Regions from separate parts of the Homo sapiens genome. Here region 1 is linked to region 2. The links are chromatin loops, found by intact Hi-C in ENCODE. Cell type or tissue: heart left ventricle. All regions are shown on one strand.

What was found. Peaks named below come from ENCODE experiments on the same cell type or tissue, not always from the same donor. Only the 100,000 strongest peaks of a DNase experiment are listed, where the experiment ranks them.
Region 1: a loop joins it to region 2, with 2.3 times the contacts of the local background. A loop is called at or near these places in 5 of 110 quality-filtered maps.

Annotation. Positions count from the first base shown.
Region 1 is chr10:31,583,260-31,585,759 of GRCh38, reverse strand. No RefSeq gene overlaps it. Among named protein-coding and RNA genes, the nearest start is that of MACORIS, 120 kb to the left of the region's middle. RefSeq lists an enhancer at 829-1,329. In heart left ventricle, no CTCF peak of the experiment used is centred here; a DNase peak (open chromatin) is centred at 1,289; H3K27ac peaks cover 1,266 bases.
Region 2 is chr10:31,696,983-31,699,482 of GRCh38, reverse strand. All of the region lies in intron 1 of MACORIS (macrophage enriched lincRNA repressor of IFN-gamma signaling), which reads left to right. Among named protein-coding and RNA genes, the nearest start is that of MACORIS, 9.2 kb to the left of the region's middle. In heart left ventricle, no CTCF peak of the experiment used is centred here; DNase peaks (open chromatin) are centred at 1,452 and 1,742; H3K4me3 peaks cover 1,548 bases; H3K27ac peaks cover 2,500 bases.

The sequences.
Region 1 (2,500 bases), 110 kb after region 2:
CTTGAACCTGGGAGGCAGAGGTTGCGGTGAGCTGAGATTGCACTATTGCACTCCAGCCTGGATGGCAAGAATGAAACTGTCAAAAAAAAAAAAAAAAAACCCACAAACTTTTCTGCTCCCTCCAATCTTAAATTCCTTTTTTTACAGAAATGAAATCATTCTATACACCCTGCACCAGGCATGGTGGTGCACACCTGCAATTCAGCCACTCATCCAAAAGCTGTTGGAGGTTTTGCTTGTTTCTAATACCTAATGAACCTGTTTATTGGTAACTAATTGGCTTTAACCTGTTCTTTTTAATAACTACATAATATCTCACAGTACAGCATAGATTTTATAATATTTTCATTTACCATTCCCTAATTGAATATATGAGGTATCCCCTTTTTTGTCACTGTAAAAAACGTTGCCATAAACAACCTAGTACACATAGCCTTAGCTATTTATTTCGGCAGGACACTAAACCAAAAGTTATGTACAGTTTCAGTAGCAGACGCCACGTGGTAACTTTCTGAAAAGAGTGTCACCAGACATAATGTGAATGACTATGGCCATTTGGCAGCAATCCTTTGCTGTTGGAAGGAAGGAGAGAAAGGTGAAGGAGGGGTGCAAGGAAGACGTCAAGATTTCCAGGAACACTTTTCTTGGTTTAGCAGCCCAGAAAGTGCTTTATCCTCTGCTTCAGAGAGGGAAACAATGACGGCATCTTTCTCTTCGCTGCCTAAGCAGCAGATAAAATCACAGTGCCTGTTTCATGGGCCAGGCCTGCCCTAGGGGAAGGCTGGAATGAAGATTAATTGCGGTGAAGAGAATGGACATGAACTCAACTCATCACAGCCCAGCAAGGGGCCAGGATTTGGGGAGGCAGCACCTGGCCACAGCCCCATGAGCAGAAGGAACAGCGCCTCCCACCCTGACTCACAGAACCTTTCATCCATGCCTAAATGCACAGCTCCCCATTGTTCAGGCAGGGAAACCGAGGCTCAGGTTGCTGCAGGCCTCTCCCAAGTTCACTGGGGAACGTTGGGGCAGAGTCTGGAGCCTCGGACCCCCATTCCCAATGCCATCGCTGGCGGTCTTGCAACTGGCCGGCATCAGCGGGCTTTTTAGCTTGGGTTGGCCTCTGCTTTTTCCAGTTTGCAGCCTGGGGAAGGTGACAGGGTGGTCACACAGGCTTGTCGTGTGTGGCTGTGCACAGGTGGGGGCAGGGATAGAGCAGAGTGGCCTCACAGGGGTGAGGTCTGCAGGAGCAGGAGGCCACAGCTGGGGGTGTGGCGGCAGGAAGTCAGGGAGGCTCCATCCTGCTCCTCCTCTTCCTCCTCGGTCTTCTCAGCTTGTTGGGCATGCCCAGCAGACGGGCAGCTTCTGGTGATAAAGATTAAGCACCTCCCAGCTGGTCAAGGCAGGGAGGGAGTGGGCATTTCCTGACCGTGTTATTCCCGCCCCCCGCCCCAGCCTTATCTCTGCTTTGATTAGGGGTGGAGAACTGAAACCCTCCAGCCAATGAATGACGGCAGGTTTGAGCAATGAGCTTGGAACTGACTGGCTCCCCATCCTGGCTTCCCCTCCACTGCTGGGCGTGTTCTGTTGCTCCTTCACATCAACACAGGGCTCATCCCCACCTGTGGGATGCGGGAGCTGTGTGGGAAGGTCGGGGGCGGGGGGCTTGTTCCCCGACTCTCCCAGCAAGCAAAGGAGAGGACACTGGGGCAGGCTGGCTAGTTCTTTGCATGGCGTCGTGTTTTGATGTTGGGGTATTGGCGTGGGGTGGAATATTCCACTGCCCAGGTTTCCACCTCCTGGAAGGATGCACCGCCACTACCCATCCCCCACAAACCCTCTCTTCCCACCACATGCATACGATTGCATCTGGGGCAGTAAGCTGACCATTGCCCAAGCAATTTTACCGACAGCGAACAGAGAAAATAACCCACACAGTTGGAGAGAGAAGGGCATTTTCTTACAGCTCTAAAGATTCTGGGCATCTCGTGTCTTTCAGTGAAATAACTGCTGTCGTTGTCCACAGACAAATCAGTTATTAACTCGGAATAACTCCAATTTAGGAAGCTGCCTTCCTCACTTGGATCTGTTGGCTCTGTCACTATGGTGACTGGGAAGGTTCTCAGCTTTTTGCAGCCCGGGTGTGGAGGTGAGCGCAACCCACCCTGCAGAGCCAGGACAGGGAGCGAGCGAGCCCCAGCACAGGCCCTGCATCTCACCTTTTTATCAGCAAGTGGCTCTTCCTGCGAGGGGACACCTCATTCCTATCCACCTCCCCCTTGTTACTCAGGAGCTTATATTTAGCTGCTGTTTTGCTCACATTTGGGGAAATGCTGACTTCATGCTCTTCAGGGTGGAGACAGAGGCCAAAAGCTGTTGGATGTTTTGCCCGGCAACTCAGAAAGCTGTTGCATCCCAGGATATTTCTGAATTTAGAAAAGGAAACAAAATCCTCCAGGATAGCCCTGGACTGTTCTAGGGCAAGAGCAGCAGCTAGCTT
Region 2 (2,500 bases):
GCTTCCCCATTCAGATCCCTCCCATGGTGTGCCCAAGCTCAGGATTTCTTGAACACACCTGTGCTTTCCAGCAGGGCTGCCACGTGGCTGATTCCATGGCTGCCCTTCCCTTCACTATTACCTGAATGTGCTTCCTAGAGGTGAATATGGTTCAGCCTGTATGACCAAATGGCCCCCAGGCCTTTGAATATGCTGCTTCCTCATTCTGAAGTGCCCTCCTCTCCCAGCTCCACCTGTCAAAATCACACTATTCTTCAAATGCCACTTCTTCCATGAAGCCATTGATGGTGATTCTTGCTGGAAAGGGCGGCTCTTGATCATGAAAATCTGAAAGACATTATATTGGAAGTGTTTATAATTTTCTTTGTATTTAGATGTCAGACTTTCTTACATAAAACCCAAACCTCCTTAAGAATAAAGGCTGTGAATTACTTTCCTGCATATAATCTGCTGTGCCTAGCAGTCGATTTTTGTTGGAGGAATGAAAGAATGAATGATTTATTTTGGGCTTGGGCGTGTACATTTCACTGATGACCCCTGGGTGCATTTAAATTTAGCACACCTGTCAGATCTCTCCTCATCCTTATTTGTTACTCTATGCTGCCAAGTTAGGTGGAGGATAGGGTAGGAACCTGGGGATGTTTTCTTCATTATCTACAGTCACATAATCACGAATCACAGATTCTCAGATACGAGCAAGTCCATCAGATACTGACGGCCCAGTGTTTTGCAAATGATTGCTCAGAGCTATGAGTCCCAGGACATGGGGGTTGTGCAGCAGAGGGAGGCTGTAGGAGAGGGAGCTTTGGGATTTTGCTCCTGCTCCAACCAGATCAGGTCTGCTTGTGTCTGTTTCACATTTTGAGGTCTGGTGGAATTTATCTTTACCAGAGGCCAAAAAGAATTTTTATGAAAAACAAAACCAAACCATAGATATAGTCCAAGTTGATAAAAATCCAAAACTTAAGAAAATGCCTGTCTAAACCTATCTGGAGGGATCTCAAAGAAAGTACATTCAACAGCTTGTAATCTATAGCAATCACCCGCACCATCACAGGATGGCCCCACAAAACAATCGTCAGACGCAAGACGTCCATAAGAGTCCAGGAAAGAGCTGGAGGAGACGAGTCACGCCAGGTTTTAGCTCCAGTTACGCCAGGAACAAGTTGTGCAATGCAGCGAGTCCTTTTTCCTCTCTAGACTCAGCATCTCATTTAAAAGCATGGCCCTAGCAGCCTAGGCTGGGTGGCTCAGTGGTTATTAAGGGCACAGGGAGACCTGAGTGGCACCAGCACAGCCCAGGGAGCCACTGAGAGAGGAGAGGTGCCCAGCAGTGACACAGCCAGCAAGTGTCTGCACAGGGAAGAAGCACCGAGAGCTGGTCATTCTGCTCTTAGCCTGAACTTGGTGATCTCAGAGGCCCGGCCCAGCTCTAACATCTGTGACTCAGCTGGCAGCCGCGTGGACCCCGTTGCTGGGGGAAATGCTGTGTGCACATTTATTCTGGGTTTGGATATTTAAAGAGCCGGGTGTGTTGAGGGACATTTCGGAAGTGCTTGGGGAGGGAGGGGACTGCAGACTGGGCTTTTCTTTAAACACTTATAGATATCCTGTCTTGATCTCTCGGTCCACAAAGAGTAATTTTCTTTCCCTAAGAAAGTGACGTGGGTCTTGCCCATTGTGTCCGCCTCGCTGGCTCCCGGCTGCGCAGCCCAGCAGGAAGCAGGTGGCCTGAGGTGAAACACATGCCCGGCCCGGCTCAGGCCATTTCTGGGTTCCTGTCCAAGGGCAGCCTTGCTCCCCACAGGGAAAACTTGGCATGCCCCCTAGACTGCTGGGCACCTGGGGCACAGGGCTGACCCTCCACCTGGGAGGAGAAGAATGGAGCTCTCTCTGAGCCCCCAGGGGTCCTGGCAAAGGTGGCAGCCGTGGACCCTGGGGACATGGGGCAGCCTGGGCTTCCTCTTCCGCACTTGCTGTTTTCACTGGCTCAGGAAGCTCTGACTGCAAGCTGGGATTTTGTTTCCAAATCCCTGCGTCATTTTTACTATTTGAATTGCCACTTTGGGCTGCTTTTAGGGAGGTGGCTCTTTTGTTGCTTTCCTCACTCAGGATGTTGTTTCCAGTAGATTTCCTCACAGACTCCGTCTGCTGCCTTTGTTTTCCCTTCTGGGCACAAACACAGAAATCTTCCAGAATGGAGACTGCATCAGTGAATCGGACCTGCCGTGCTGTGAGCCAGCACAGTTTAATTTTTCTCTTAGGACATTTATTGTTTTTTATTTCTGCTTTCAGAGGTCATTGTGTCTACATGCTCATTATAGCACATTTGAAAAATATGGGAAACACATATAGGTGATATAGGAGGAAAATGAATATCACCCATAGGCTCAGTAGCCAGAGATCTACCTAGAATTCCGGTGATAATTTTTGTTTTGTTTTGTTTTGTTTTAAATTGGGCTCATACTGCACACATTGCTAAGGAACCTGCTGCTTACAC